Linked DNA regions of Homo sapiens: region 2 is linked to region 1. A link is a loop called in an ENCODE intact Hi-C map of the cell type or tissue named here. Cell type or tissue: prostate gland. All regions are shown on one strand. Links, peaks and the distances in the headings refer to the core of each region. The heading gives the core; the rest is flanking DNA.

What was found. A loop is a pair of places that touch in the nucleus more often than their neighbours do. Peaks named below come from ENCODE experiments on the same cell type or tissue, not always from the same donor. Only the 100,000 strongest peaks of a DNase experiment are listed, where the experiment ranks them.
Region 2: a loop joins it to region 1, with 2.5 times the contacts of the local background. A loop is called at or near these places in 5 of 110 quality-filtered maps.

The regions. Positions count from the first base shown.
Region 1 is chr16:72,991,406-72,999,610 of GRCh38, forward strand. All of the region lies in intron 1 of ZFHX3 (zinc finger homeobox 3), which reads right to left. Among named protein-coding and RNA genes, the nearest start is that of ZFHX3, 53 kb to the right of the region's middle. In prostate gland, for the core only: a CTCF peak has its summit at 3,935; DNase peaks (open chromatin) are centred at 5,326 and 5,866; H3K27ac peaks cover 4,000 bases.
Region 2 is chr16:72,848,395-72,856,599 of GRCh38, forward strand. The region is part of intron 4 of ZFHX3 (zinc finger homeobox 3); the gene reads right to left. Among named protein-coding and RNA genes, the nearest start is that of ZFHX3-AS1, 190 kb to the left of the region's middle. In prostate gland, for the core only: no CTCF peak of the experiment used is centred there; no DNase peak of the experiment used is centred there; H3K27ac peaks cover 343 bases.

The sequences.
Region 1 (8,205 bases), core at 2,371-6,370:
GGAGTATATGCTCTGAGCTGGCATCCCAGCGCAGAGGCCATTTAACAGCAGCAAATTTGCTACAGACTTTGGGCCTCAAGTTCATCACTCATATGATGGGTGTAGGATCATCTTTACCCCATAGGGTTGTAAGGATTAATGAGACAGTGAAGTATTTAGCACAGTAGATGCTTAATAGGGGTTAGCTATTAATGCTTATATTAATATTTATTAACATTTATACAGACAAAGAACATGTTCTCATGTCATTTGCATAGCAATCCAACAAAGGCCGTATTCTCACTTTTGAGGCTCAGAGAAGCAGAGAGACTTGTCCATGGTCACACACAAGTACTCAGACTTCCAGGCCAGTGTCTTTTCCATCATCTTTTTTCAGGGTGTTTCACCCACGCAACACTGGCCAGGGGCTAGATGGTTCCAGGTGGGAGTGGGTGAACTTTGTACATTCTGGTCATTAGCCAGTCAATGTTTATCTGAGCCAATCCAACCAGCACGAGCCTGTGATTCCTCAGACACAATTGCTCGGGATGATGCTAAGGTGGGTATTTGTGGTTATAACGGAGGATCCCGTGAAAAGAAAAATGTAAAGCAAATAATACAGTATAGGCAGTACAAAGAAACAACAGAAATGATGCCCTGAGTTGGGGGCAGAGGGGTCTCTTCCACTCTCAGAGGCTGTCGCCGAACTGATCTTTCTCACATAGTCAACCATTAAAAGTCCCCAACCCACAGGTCCTAGTTTCTTCTAAGTATCCATCTCCCTCCTTGCTAGAGCAGAGCCTCCAAAATGAAAGCGTTTCTCCGCCTTCCTCCAGGCCTCCTGAGAAAGGTTATGAGATGGGTTATCAGCCTCTCTGACCTCTGCAGCCATCAACAGCACTTCTGCCTCTCCCATCCCCCACAGCGAGGATCCTACAGCCCAGAGCCAGCTTCCCTGCCTTCCCCCATTAATGCCTTTCCCCTCCAACAGCTATCACAAGAGGGCTGTTTAGTGAGAGGACCTCCGGCTGACCTTTGCTGACAGGCTCCAAGCTCTCCCTGTAAACGGATCTAATGTGAGGCTGGGTAATTAGCAACCAAGTAGTAATTGCAGCTTCTAACTATGCTCGGCCAAGATTGCAAAAATTCCCTAGGGGGGTGCCTCCTAGGGATCCCAACCCACACAAAGGCATTTACTCACAGCCAAAAGAGGGGACTCAGCCACATTTCTCATGGAGGCCAGCACTTCTCTAGGTCTTAATTAAAGTGGCACCCATGTAAAGAGACAGACAGCAAAAGGAAATTAGCAAATAAAGGAGACTGACCAAGAAAGAAATGTATGGCTTGCTTGGAACAGCCCATTCAGAAAGGTACAACCTCTCAAGGTGGATGGCCGTGCACACGAAACTCATTCCAGCCGCGGAAGGAAGGCACCAAAGAGCCTTCGAGGGGCATCAAAAACTGCAGAAAGGCCAGGCGCGATGGCCCCTGCCTATAATCCTAGCACTCTGGGAGGCTGAGACGGGTGGATCACCTGAGGTCAGGAGTTTGAGACCAGCCTGGCCAACATGGTGAGACCCCATCTCTACTAAAAATAGAAAAATTAGCCGGGCATGGCGCTAGGCGCCTGTAATCCCAGCTACTCCCAGGCTGAGGCAGGAGAATCGCTTGAACCTGGGAGGTGGAGGCTGTGGTGAGCCGAGATCGCACCACTGCACCCCAGCCTGGGTGACAGAGCTAGTCTCCATCTCAAACAAACAAACAAAAAAAACAAGAACTGCAAAAAGGCAGGACACATGAAGACAGGTCCCCCGGCCTGGCTGGCCAGCCTGGCTGCCTGCTCCTATCACCCACTCAACCAAAATCACTCCTCACCCAAGCACCCTGTATGGCCCACTGTTCGCATCACAAGATTCTAGATGCCAGGCCATGTGGTCTATGCTAAGAGATCCGTAGTATCATCTGCTATGATTTGGTGATTCCACCAGACCTGTCCACAGGCCCCCCTACCGTTAGCTGCCTACATGTATTAACATGTTTCAGAATAACGTGCAAAATCCCCATTGAGAAATAAAGATGTGAGCACTTCCAAATAGAGCAGCTGCCCTCCTCATGACTCTAAAAATACCTAAAACTGCACAAAAAAGAACATTGTCAGACGAAAAGAATCATCCCTCCTCACTCTAACAGGACAACAAGCGATGCCCAACAGCACAGCAGCGCCTGTTTCATCCTTCCTAAGAAAACCCTTTATTTTTCAAGCCCACCACTCCCCACTCCAATTTCCTTTATCTGTTTTGTACTTAAAAAGTCACTTCACTGAACTGCTGTTTGCTCACGATAACTCCTGAACCTCTGTCCTCAGGAGAGGCGGCAAGTTCAGGGGGCATGGTAGCTTTCCCACGTGGACCAGACTTTCTGCCAACCTGAATTACACCCTAGACGTCTTCAAACTTCATTTCCTCTGCCACTGTGCTGCCCGATCCCCCAATGCATTCGGGGCTGTAGAGACTCTCTGGGTTGAATCCAGTTATAAAAACCAGGGTAGCAGCAGCCGAGTGCACTAATTCACCCTCCATTTCCTTCTCCAAACAATTAATATACTTAATAACTCCAGCCCCGACGACAGATTTCTCAGACACCCCTCTATTAACCTCTCCCCGCTACAAGCAGTGGGTCTCCACCAGAATTCTTCTGTTCCCTATCACTTAATCATTTTTTAATCCACAACAAGGACTTTGTGCCACACTGTGGTTTTGTTCTCTCTTAATCTTTTATAAGGGACCTTATCAAAAGCTTTTAGAAAATACAAGTGAATTTTGCCTACCAGGTCATCTTTATTATTTTAGAATTCTTTATGAAGAAATTATAGACTTTAACATTGTAAATGAATATTTAAGACTCAGCATTCACTTAGACATGCAAGTCTGGCTCAGGTTATATTTAAGTCGCTGTATTACTTCCACCTTCAGAAGGATTCTTGTCTGCCTCCTGGGATGGAATGACTTCCCCTCCCCAAGCCCCCAGGTGCCATTTCTGGGATTCCCCCAAGACTTTCTGGACCAGCTGAAATTGAGTCCATATTGAGTACCAATGGGACTTAGAGTGCATTAACAGAACCTCAAACCAAGGAACAAAAGTCATCGAGCCAAGGGGGCCTGGCTATGGCAGCCTATCCGACTCCTACCTCCTCTACCTTTCCCCAGGTGGATGGCAGGGAGCAGCAGGCTCCCCTGCCTCACAGCTGGCCCGCACATCTGCAGGGAGCCAATGACAGCTTCTTGATGTTGACATCACTTAGGCTGCCTCCTAACACTTGTTTGTTGTAGCTATTATTTCTAATTAGCACTTCTCAACAGAACCAGTGCTCAGCACCAAGGTTCCTCCTGACGGAACAATTAAAGAGGCACAAGGGGCGGGGGTGTTTCCTAAAATTATTCTCTTGGCAGGTTTCAAGGTAAATCATCTAGTCAAATGCACATCTCTTCAAGAGCTGCCTGTGGACAGGGTTGAAAAGCTGTAGCAATATTCCGGAACCCCTGTTTGAAAGCATTCCCATCAAGTTAAATGAAGGGTTAAGGTAATCCAATTACACCAATGTGTTTTCCTGATCACCAGGGGAATCCTCAGCCTTCCCCGTAATCTGCTCCTAACGCCCCATTTAGTCCAATGCTGCACTCCAATCACCAAAAATGTAGACAGGGTTCCCACTCCTACAGCCAGATGAGAGGTGCCTGCCCCTTCTCCAAAATGGGATGGTGAAATTAACACATTTCAGAAAATATTCTACAGAGTCCAGAGTCCAGGGCACGCTTTATCCTTGAGGAAAATAATAAATGTCGAGTCCTAATGGCATGTCAATTAAAGGGGTCACCATAAACAAGCTGTTCAAACTTTCCCCTCCACTCTTCGCCCGTGCCTCTCCAATCTGGGTGCCCTGGAGGACGGAACGGGAACTGCAGATCCAGGCACTCCATTATGGCAACCCAGCAAGCAGTTCAGCACGGACTTAATGAGCTCTTGGAAGGAAACAGGAAGTCTATAAAGTAATTTAAATAACTTCCAGTCCTGAAATAAAGGAAATTAAACCGCTGGCACAAACCTCTCTGATGGACACCTTCTTTGTCCCTCCGATCACAACTACAACTACAGCGGTCATATTGCTCTCCCCAAGACCAGGCCCCAAATTCCCCTAATATGAAACACAAAGGCTGTCAGTCCTCAGAGCTCTCCAAGCTCCTGCAGAGGCTTAAGCCATGGATGTGGCATGGTGTGCAGCAAGAACACGGGAATCCGCCCACAAACCCCGCGCTGGGTCCTGCCACTCCCTAGCTGCAAGACCTTGGGCCAATCATGCAACTTCACAGGGCCTCAGCGTTTCACCATCAACAAAGGAAAGCTCTGGGCCTGGCCAAATGACTTCTAAGATTATTAAGAGGGTCAAATGAGCACATATGAGAACAGCGCCAATTGAAAACACAAATAAACGTCGGTATTTTCCAGCTGCCCAGGGCCTTAGGCTCCAGAATTTCTCGATGTTCTGCTCAGGAGGCACTGTCCTATCTTGGTAATTATGAAGGCATATTCATACGTTCTTTTACTGCCAGGTGCGGTGGCTCACGTCTGTAATCCCAACACTTTGGGACACCAAGGCGGGTGGATCACCTGAGGTCAGGAGTTCCAGACCAGCCTGGCCAACACAGTAAAACCCTGTCTCTACTAAACACACACACACACACACACACACACACGAGCCGGGCATGGTGGCGGGCACCTGTAATCTCAGCTACTCAGGAGGCTCAGGCAGAAGAATCACTTGAACCTGGGAGGCTGAGATTGGAGTGAGCTGAGCTCGTGCCACTGCACTCCAGCCTGGTGACAGAGCAAGACTCCAACATAAAATAAATAAATTAATTAATTAATTCGTTCTTTTGCTTCTCCTAAGCCCCTCAGTGTAGATACTTATTTGCATGGACAATGATCAGTCCAACTAAGCATGATTTTCTTATCAGCAGAGACTGTGTCTTCTCATCTTCTGTAAACCAGTGTGCCCAGAGCCAGAGCACCAAGCAGCCAAGAAGCTGGTCCTCAATAAAGGGCTAGAATCTATAACCCATGCAGTTATCCAGACATCCTTAAGCACCAAAATGCTAACAACTATCCATCAACTCTCTACAAAAAGAGACAAACCTAATAACAAGATAAATTCCATAACTGGTTGTGAGCCTACAAGGCGGGGAGGGGCTGGGGGCGTGGGAACCCCGCCTGTGCAACTCCTTGCATTACCAGGCCCTGCCCTGAGTGCAATCCAACCACGGAGTTCTGGCAGTTTCACCTGGTAAACCTAAGCTGCTGGATGCTAAGGACTGTTTCTGGCCACAGAGTTAAGTTTACTTTGTTGATAATAATCAGCCAGATATGGACTGGTCTGACCAGTACTCCGGATCCAGGATCACAAAGAAAAGACAAACTTAAAAGAAGCTTAAGGTCAGCCTCGTTTTGCTAGCCCTCTAGGTATTACTACTGACAACTGGTATGGTCAACCCTTGACCCCTAAACTGGTAAAAGCCAAGAGTAAGGCTGGACATTCAGTGTGGCCAAGAAAGCTACCCAGCTTCTGGGCAGAAGCGCAAGATCCTGGTGCTCCGGAAAGAGAACCGTTGGGCCCGGCTCAAAAACAGACCCTCCCAAACCAACCCTGAGAAAGGAAATCACAAACAGAAATCTAACTTTTCTATAAGGGCACACTGCACAAGTGTTCCTGCAGCTTCACAAACAGGTTCTGTGGGAATCTGCTCTATCGCTCCCATCTGTCACTGGCGGGGTAAGATCTGTCTTGCATATCATGGCGGTCTCCATCCCACTGGAGAATTCAATGGTGCTGTCTTGCATATGGGCTGTGAAACTTGAACAACCGGATTCTGAGGGTCCAGACGTCTCTGTTTGAGCAACAGCTGCCTTCCTTTAAAGGTCCCACAGTTGAGCAATAGAGTTCTTTACTCAAGAGGGCTGTTCCAAGTCTTGAGTAACCACCCTTGCCCTCAAGGGTTCCCCAGGGTGAAGCCCCATTGCCTCTGCCTCACCAAGGAGGCAGCGACTCAGTCTTCTCGCTACACATCTGTCTCCTCACTTTCCAGTCAGATCACAGCCAGTGGGACACAATCTGACAAAGTTCTGTCTAAGGTGGGGTAATCTGAAAAGCAAATACAGATCATCTCCCCCCAGACTTATTCACAGCACTCCCCACTGGAGCCAGGTTTGACTTTCCACAAAGTTCACTGGCCAGAATCATAACCCACACATCTATGGCTCTTCCTTCTTTAACCATCTTTCATGTAAATCCTTCATCTAAAAGGGGAACCACCTATCTATGAACTTTAAATTTCCCAGTATCCATGTTAAAAAAGGGGAGGGGCCTGGTGCAGTGGCTCACAGCTGCAATCCTGACACTTTGGGAGGCCGAGGCGGCAAGATCGCTTGAGCCCAGGAGTTCCAAGACCAGCCTGGGCAACACAGGGAAAGCCTATCTCTACAAAAAAAGAAAAAAATTAGCTGGGTGTGATGGTGTGCACCTCTGGTCCCAGCTACTCAGGAGGCTGGGATAGGAGAATTGCTTGAGCCTGGGAGGTGGAGGCTGCAGTGAGCCATGATTGCACCACTGTACTCCCGTGATTTAAAGCAAGACCCTGTCCAAACAACAAAAATGAAAACATAAAAACAAAAAAATAATTCAAGGCTAGGTGCGGTGGCTCACACCTATAATCTCAGCACTTTGGGAGGCCAAGGCAGGCAGATTACCTGAGGTCGGGAGTTTGAGACCAGCCTGGCCAACATGGTGAAACCCCATCTCTACTAAAAATACAAAAATTAACCAGGTGTGGTGGTGCATGCCTGTAATCCCAGCTGCTCAGGAGGCTGAGGCACAAGAATTGCTTGAATCCAGGAGGCAGAGTTTGTAGTGAGCCAAGATCATGCCACCACACTCCAGCCTGGGCAACAGACTGAGACTCTGTCTCAAAAAATAATAATACTAATAAGGGGAAAAAAGAAACAGGTGAAATTCATTGTAATATGTCTTATTTAACCGAATCTGTCTACACATTATTTCAAACGTAATCGATCTAGGTTTTATTAAGACAGTTTCCCCTTGTTTTCCTACTAAGCCTGGGAAAACTGGTATGTGTTCCACACTCACAGTATGGCTCAGGGCGAACCAGCCACATTTCGGGTGCTTAGGGGCCACATACTGCAGTAATGTAAAACCCTGGCTTCCTCTAATCATGAGAACCTAAAACATAACTCTGATCTGGCCCCACTGTAATAATTCATGCTTGTAGTTCTCACTCACAGACTTTACAGAACTTACCGCTGCTCAAGACTCTTTCCCACGGCATTAACAATTATATTTGGGTGACATGTCAAGAAGTTAAGCTGCCCGGGCCTGGAGTTAACAGATTTTCACAGAATTGTGTACAACTTATCTGGTCCATCAGATCGTCTCTCTGGGGCTTGTCCACCATTAAACTAGACCCCTGGGGTTTCTTAATTTAAAATCCTCATAACCCTTTAACTTGAAAACTCACTGTCTTTGCAATGACATGTGGTTAACTCTGTAGTAGCCACATAAACATCTCCTCATTCTTAAACAGGAGACTTCCATTTTGACCTAATCTGAGATTATTCTGAATTATTTCTGCCCTAGTCACATGTACGCTACAGACATGAGATTACACAGAATAATCAACTGAGGTGGTGCCTACACAATCTTTTGTTTTTTTGTTTTGAGACAAAGTCCCGCTCTGTCGCCTAGGCTGGAGTGCAGTGGCACCATCTTCCCTCACTGCAACCTCCGCCTCTCAGGTTCCCAGGTTCAAGCAATTCTCCTGCCTCAGCCTCCTGAGTAGCTGGGATTATAGGCACATGCCGCCACACCCGGCTAATTTTTGTATTTTTAGTAGATACAGGGTTTCGCATGTTGGCCAGGCTGGTCTCGAACTCCTGACCTCAAGTGATCCTCCCACCTCAGCCTCCCAAAGTGCTGGGATTACAGGCATGAGCCAACATGCCTGGATACCTGGAAAATCTTAAGGCACAAACAAACACAGGACAAATCCACAGGCTTGGGAATCACTATAAGCAGAAGAAAAATGTCCACAGGGCATAAACTTTGGAGGCATGCTCACAGCAACCGCTAACCAGAAAACTTCGCAGGCTCAGTCCAGATCT
Region 2 (8,205 bases), core at 2,146-6,145, 140 kb before region 1:
GATCTAGTATTAATTTTCAATTAGGGAATCCACAAGGGGTCTCTGAGGGTCAATACCTAACAATGCAAAGGAAACTCCGCTGTGGAGTATCAGGCCTGATGCTGATAAAAGCTTCCTAAGCCTCCTCCTCAACAGTTCCAGGCCCTCTGGGCTGTCACCTTCACTGTGGCTCATTTGGTTCCCTCCTAAGTCAGACCCCTTCGGCGGCCTCCCAGGCTGGGTCTGCGGCCATCACCCTGTGCCCCCCCTCCCACCCCCTATGCCACTGGAACACCTCCTGGCCTGCCAGTGCCTGCCCCTCTTGCCCGCCCTCCTGATCAGATGCCCCCAGACATGCCTCCTCATCTCCCCATGCCACGCCCAGACCCAGGACCACTCTCTCCCCCAGCTCCCCAACCACACATACCTTCTTCCTCCCTCTTTCCCTTTCCCTCGTTTCTGCTTAGTCACGGAACGTCACCTTGGCATGCTGCCACGGCTGGAGCTGGCGAGCTGCACGGTCCCCAGAAATCTCAGGCAGGCAGGCAGAGCGCCGGGCTGCCAGGTTATGCTTGGCAAACAACCCACTGATGTCATTTCAAAAAACCAGGGGGGAAGGAAAAAGGCACAGCTTCAAATCATCTGTTTCTCCTTCTTTCTTTCGTCTAGCAAAATTTTTCTTCCTAATGAAGCCCGGGGGTGGGGGATGTTAATTACTTTACCACTCACTCATGGTTCCCAGAAGAGGCCAACGCCCGCCCTCCAGGAGCACAGGGCAGTGCGTGTGAGCCACTGACGGAGAGTGTCCCTGGGGACAGTGTGCCCAGCTGGGACTGGAATGACCCGGGAACTCAGTCATTCCATTTACGCCCCTAACAGCCCCTGAGAGACTTGCGTGGGAAAGCTCTGCAGCCAGAGGAGCTGCAAGAGAAAAACGTGGCTTGGTCTCCTCCCAGCAGGTAGGGGGACAAAAGCAGGGCTCAGCCATACTCCAGCCTGGGGCCCAGCCGGCTCAGCCTGACTTCTCTCTCTGCCAGGAGGTTGAAATGTGCTTACGTTTGGAATAAACCTGCCTGAAGATGAGGCCACGATCCTGCCAAGATGGTGCCCACGATCCTGCCTAAGTCCCAACCCATGCCCTGCCCACTTTCCACACTGCCACTCATGGCACTAACCAGTGCATTAGCTAGCCAGGCTAATAGGTTTATGGATAACATTAATTACCACGTTCCTCATTAATGGATGAAATCTTTATTGGTGCCATTGATCAGCGGACTTGTTAGCTGGCCTCCTAACCAATGGCGGATGTAACAAGCGTTCTTATTGGCATATCAATTAATGCAATCAATTCCTGGCCAACGGCTGCCATTCACTTCCCTGGTTGTTCGAGAGTAGGAGACAGAGCCCTGTCAAGAGTGCCTTTACTTAGAGCTCCAGCTCTCAGCTGACTTCCAGGTGGGCTCTCTGCCACTTGGAGTTCACCTACCAAAAAAAAAAAAAAAAAAAAAAAAAAAAAAAAAAAAAAAAAAAAAAATTCACACCTACCCTTCCATCTGAAAATCACCTTTCCGTGTTCCAGTGATGACAAAAGTGCTAAGCTACGTCAGGGGACATAAGCTGAAAGAAAAGGTGGGAACGGTCGGGGGACTGTCAGAGCAAACAAGAGGATTAGAGAAATCAGATGTTTCTAGGTTAGGCACTGATAGAAATGATTCAGGCCCCAGACTGGACTAGGGACAACACTCCAGATGGGACCAGCCTGAAAACACAAGCCACAGCCATCATCAGCCCTCTGCCCACCCTGGGGAAGCCTTCCTGACCCCAGCCTCCCCAAGCCACAGTCACACCTACTGTCACACCTACAAAGTCACACCCACCAGTGTCTACCTCACTTAGCACTTCAGACCACAGGTCCCACATGGAAACATCACCTGCCCATCTTCACTCCTACGCTTCAGTACGGAAAAGGACTTACCACAGGACGAACGACCATCCCACTGTCACTACCAAGTGTGCAGTAAATCTGTGCACACAAGTGCTATTTTCATGTGTGTTGAAATACACATAGTCAATCATTTCAACAGCACTTATATCACTGTAGAGTCGAAGTTGGGGAAAAAATTTCTCTGGGCAGCGAGAAGTTTTTAGGGACATTGATTAGAGGAGGCTCAAGGAACTGGGGATATAGGGTGGGTCCACAGAACCATGGACCATGGTAGAGCTGGACTACTGATGACCAGTGATCACCAGGGCATTAACACCAGAGCAAAGAGGCCGGGCTCGCCAGGCCCACAGCTTTGGGAGGAAACGTGGAGGATGCCTCCCCCTAAGATGTGCTTTGGGCTCAAAGGATTGACTGGAGTTTGCCCCAGATGGGAGCAGCTTGAAATATTATTCCAGATTTGTTTCTAAAAGCCTAAAATTAAAAAAAATAATAAATCAAAAAAGGAAGAAAAATCACTACTCAATGATGCTAGAGCTATTAATAAACTCTGCAAGCAGGAACATTTGACTCAAGGGGAGGGGGTGCAAGCAACGAAAACTGGTGGGAAGCAGATGGGGTTGGGGGGAGAAAGTAGCTTTGGGCCAAGTGGTGACAGGGCCCAGGAGCCTGACTGAGGCTGCGGTGCAGGGACATAATTCTCAGCGTCTGAAAGCATGGCTCGGGGTTTCTAGGATAAACAGCAGAAATATTTCCTTTCACTTATAAATAGAAAGTGCCATTTTTTTCCACATGGAACGTCATCACTTCCATGTTCACAGTACGGAGGAGAGGAGAGTCCTGAGCAGACAGGGCAGGGACCAGAGAGAGATGCCCCAGCCAGATGTTACACTCTCAGGGTGGGGACCAACAGATACCAGGAAGAAGAGGGACAAGAGGCCTCCAAGGGGAGGCCAAGACCTCTGCAATCCACGAAGTGACTTTACATGAAACAGGATTGCACATTCTATGCAAAGGTCACCCAATGTGGGTGACAGGGAGATACCCCGACAAGGGGCTCTTCATCAGCCACTCAACACCACGGCGAGTCTTCCAGAGAGAGTACTCTTGGGTTCTTGCAACGGCAAAAGTCCCAGTGTACTTCTGACTAGAGTTCCTACAGTATTAATATAATGGTGTCTAAATTCCTCTCTGGGGAGCTCCCAAATACCACAAGGGTTCTGCACATTTTGATTCCAATTTCACTTTTTTTTTTTTAAGATGGAGTCTCACTCTGTCGCCCAGGCTGGACTGCAGTGGTGCAAGCTCTGCTCACTGCAACCTCCGCCTCCCGGGTTCAAGAGATTCTCCTGCCTCAGCCTCCCGAGTAGCTGGGATTACAGGCCCCTACCACCACGGCTAATTTTTGTATTTTTAATAGAGACGGGGTTTCACCATGTTGGCCAGGCTGGTCTCAAACTCCTGACCCCAAGTGATCTGCCCACCCCAGCCTCCCAAAGTGCTGAGATTACAGGTGTGAGCCACCGCACCTGGCCTCAATTTCATTTAAAATGCTGTAATAATAAGGCATGCTCAAATGTGATATATGCCAAAATTTAACACACTGGCGGCCAGGTGAACTAGTTACGTGGCCAAGTTAAACAGCTTTTGCGTAGACTTTAGCATAAAACTTCTGCCATTTTCACTTAATGGAAGACTCTTCTGGGATTGCAAGGCAGGCTATTAAAACCAGTCCTGTTTGGAACTACTTCTGTATGAAAGAGGATTATACAGAAATTGTCTAAAACAAAATATAGAAACAAAACAGAAGCTTAGTTGATACTATTTAACTACCTTCCACAATTCTTAATTTTGATCTGTTGATCAACTCTGTTTTGTTCTAATTTTTTAACTTAATAAGTAAATGTTAAAAATCTGAACTCCTAAAATAACTATAGTTTTCAAGCCTTTTGAAACATTGTTTATATACTAGGTCCAAATTCGTTTGCATTTTTTTTCTAAAAGAGGGCTCCGCTAATAAAATTTTACAAACCACCGCTCTATCTGATGTCTATTTCTAGATTAAAAGTGGAGCGCACTCCTCAGAGAGCCTCCCTTGAGAAACAGCACAGATAACTGAAACTTTCCAGGAAGAATTTAAGAACTTCACATCTCTTAAGTGGACAAAACACTCTCACATACATTTGACTGGCTATTACTACTACACAGGCACAAAAAAGATAATGTCCCAAAATGGAGACAGCTGTGCAACAATGGATGATTTAAAAGTATTGCTTAAGTTGTATATTTTCTTTTAAGTAAAAAATGAGGGAAGAGAAAGATCTCTTGATGACTCCTCATAGAAGCAAAACCAAGTTCCTTTTATAAAAAGTTTCCTTTTTTTAAAAAAAGAGGGAGAGGGGCTACTTCTGTTCTCTGTAATGTTGAATGCTCAAGAGTGGCAGTTGATAACCTAACCAGACAGAACGCTCCCCATGGTAGTTTTCTCCTCCAAAGAAAAGAGCTTAGAAGCTTTCTCTTTGGAACAGAAGAGTCCTCTATTCCTTTATTTGCTCACTAAGTCATTAGTTAAACTATCCGTTCATGCCTCCTAGGTTTCAGCCATTCTGGATCCAACTGGACAAGTGAGTCACAAGCCTGCCCTCATGGAACTTACCCTCCAGTAGATCCACTTTAGGTAACATAAGATGGCTGTGTTATGTCCAGAGCTTTCTCATTGAACCATCACGTCAACATGTACTTGGACAAGAAAATCACCTCTTTGACTCTGTTTGCTCACCTGAGGGATGACAAGGTTGACCCTGGGTGGTCTAACAGGGCCACCATGCTAAGGCTCTAAGTTGGACACCTTCAATACTATGAATAGCAGGAATTGTTAAAGAATTAAACCCCACCCACTCTAAAAAGACTGTCTGATCCAGGCTTCCCTGAATCTTCACCTGGGTGATTATGATCAAGGTTCTTCTACCACCAAACACAATAAGAAATCAAATCTTATCAGAATTGAGCTATAAATCTGTGAAGACTCCAATAATTTCTAGCCAAGGGAATAACACCACAAAAGTACTTTTTAAACTAATTACTCAGATTCTGAAGTGCTGCCCTAATGAGCCTTCTTTCTGCCCAGAACTTACTAAGAGGAAAAACTACCTTCTGGTGCAGTAATTACTGCTTTCCCCTTCAAACTTCTAACTGGAGATCGATGCTGCATTTTAAGACCCATTGATTTACAATTAGCCTGGCTTTCCTGCTAAAGTGTTTTTTAAGCAGAGTTTACTTTTATTTTATTTTGAAATCTCTGAGATCTGGTTCTTGGATTTTACATTCTCATGAGAGGAGACTGGAAATCTCAAAAGAGGAAGGTAGGCATTGGAAGAGAGGGCAGTAGAAGGATGCAAATCAGATTCAGGAGGGCGGGGAAGGAAGAAAAGGAAGTTGGTTTGGTCACAGAATTTTTTTTTTAAAAGCCAAAACTCATGCTGAAAGGGAGAGAATGAAGAAATCCAAAGAGAGGAAGCAGAAGGCTGAGCGGCAGGAGGAGAGAGCTAGGTGCACAGACTAATAAAGTGTAGCTGCTGTCAAGGTGGCTGGAATAGCTCTTTATGGCCTCCGCTGTTTATTAGCATCCTTGAGAAGGAAAAAAAAAAAAGAAAAGAAAAGAAAAGAAAAAGCTTTGTGCATCTTTGCAAAACAAAGCACTAGTTAAAAATAGTGTATGCAGCAGGGACAGTGTGCTAACATGAGGGTCCTGGCAGCTCCAGCATTTGCACAATCTGTCCCATGAGGAGAGCAGAAGTAAGCGAAGCAATTAAGAATTTCATGCTGATTGCTCTAAGCATGTTTTCTATGCCATAAAGATACTAGCATAAAGGATATGGCCTTGCTTCTCTCCCTCCCCTGCCTGCTAACTTTTGCCTTCTAGCTTTTGGACTTTTCCTTTTCTTTGCCTCCCATGTTTGAGGATTCGAGACAGTGGTTAGCCGGCCTGGCACCACTTTATGGAATCTGTCACTTCTATACCGAAAGAAATGGCGGTTGTGTGCGAGTCTCTCCCTGCCCTTGATCAAGAGCAAATCTGGAAGAGGAGATATAAGCCAAGCTGCATTACTAAAGCCCTAAAGAGGGAAGGCTTAAAGAATGGGGAAACTCCCTCTGAGGCCTACAAATCCGGGCTCTCCAAGGCCCCTCCTGCCACTCCCATTCTGGCTCTTCACTATTTCTGGGTCCCAAGAACGACTGGCAGAAGATGGTCCTGGACAAATGAGAGCAAAAAGTAAAAATTCCCAAACAATAAGGGGGGAGGGACAAACCACAAACTTTTTGCTTTTTTAAAAAATGTATTTTATAGCAAGATTGGATAGGCCAATTTCAAAGACTAATATGAAAAAAGTGCAATTAAATCCTTGAAAAACTGACAGATCAGCAAAACAAAACCACCCGGAGGAGAGCCCGATTGAGCCTCATTAAGAGGGAGTTCAGCCTGTTTTTAAAACCCTTCTTAACACTTAGCTGGGTACCTCCCAGCAGTGCGCACTCCCAATGCGGCTGGCATAATTAGTGTCAAAATGGAAAGAAAAAAAAAATCAACCTAGGAAATAGAAATTAAAACACAAATTGGTGGGTGGGGGGGGGGTGTCAAATGGAAAAAACATTCCAAATTCAAACAACAAACTCCTATCAGTCCATCTGAGGGCAATGGGGAGATAGCAAAATACTCTACTGTACGCAGAGATAAATACGTTCCAATTAAACAGAGAGAGGGCTGGGGCAGATTGAGAAGATTTATGCTGCAATTCCCCATCTTCAACCTCTCCCTCTTCTCCCAAAATATATTCTACATTGTGGTCACGTCAACTCCACAAGGCTGGGGTTAATGGCAGATGGATGGCAAATTGCACCAACCTCATCAATTATAACCATCATGCCTGACAATGGGGAAAATGAGATCTGGTGACAAATTTCCACACCTTCAGCCATCAGGATCCCCCAACGCTGGAGCGCGTGCACGCGTGTGAAACAGTGTGTGTGTGAGAGCATGAGTGAATGCATTACATATGAAACCACCAGCCTGTAATAAGGAGATATGGAGCTGAGACCCATTATAGAAGGGCAGGCCACTAAGGAAGAAATACTCTGGAGATGGAAAAGATGGCAGGCAGATGAAGCCATTTTATTAAATCAGGCAAATTCTAATTCATTCTGCAGAGACAGAGGAACGAAAACGGATTCATTCTCAGTATATCCTCTGAGCCAGCTCTTATCACCTCAGCAGAGGGAGGAGTGAAAGAAAGGTTCCAAGATTCATCTGGAAATCGAGAGAAACCTTCCCCTTTAAAAAGCAAACATTAAAATATATCTATTTCAATACCCTGCACCAGGAATATGGAAAATAATGCTCGCGCCAGAGAAACGCAGGGGTCCTTCTCTGGCTTTCCAATTATTCCAGCACGTGAAGAAGCTTACAAATTTGACTCATTGCAATAGGAAATCAGAAAGGCAACTGCAGCCTAGATAAGTTGTTGACAAGGACTGACAAAAGGGATTGTGGAACATCTCCCCCAATGGCAAGAAACGCCAACTGCCACCTTCCCCGTGGTGGGAACTTAAATGTCGATTTTCTAGTTGAAAACAGTGGAAAAGAAAGGCCGTGTATGAGAACACCAAGCACAGAGGTTGCCTTTCATTAACAAAAGGCGCTTGTGTTTAGACTGCAATTAGAAAACCAAGGTTTTAATTAAACAATTACATAAAAGTTAGTTTGGCTCCCTGTATAGTCCAACACTTCACCAGCGCCTTGGGGTTAGTTTAGCAATGAGTGTTTAGAGCTCTGGCTGCTATGAAGGGGGGAAAGAAACTGATGACACAGCGTGCATGTAACTGTAAAGCTAGGCGCTGTACCTGTCTGTCTGCAGCTCCCCTGCCATGTTCTAGAACAAAGGAAAAGCCAATGAGACTGACAATGAGCACGCACGTGGTCAGACCACAAGCCATCAGTAACATCGTACTACTCATGGCTGAACAGAAGAGATTATTCAAAGTGTCATGCAAGACCTGGGGGGCTCACGAGGCTTCCGGTGTTCCCAAGTGAAGAGCTGCGTCTCTATCAAAGCACAGGCCAGGTGCAGCTAGCTTACTCTGTGCCTCTTTTAACTAAGAGGGATACGCAGGAGCTTAGATGCCTTCAAAATCCCAAACCACCTCTGGGAGGAGAAGAAAGCAATCTACTTTTTCACCTGCTGCTTTTACACCACCTGGAGACAGCTGCCCAGGGCAGACAGAGGTAC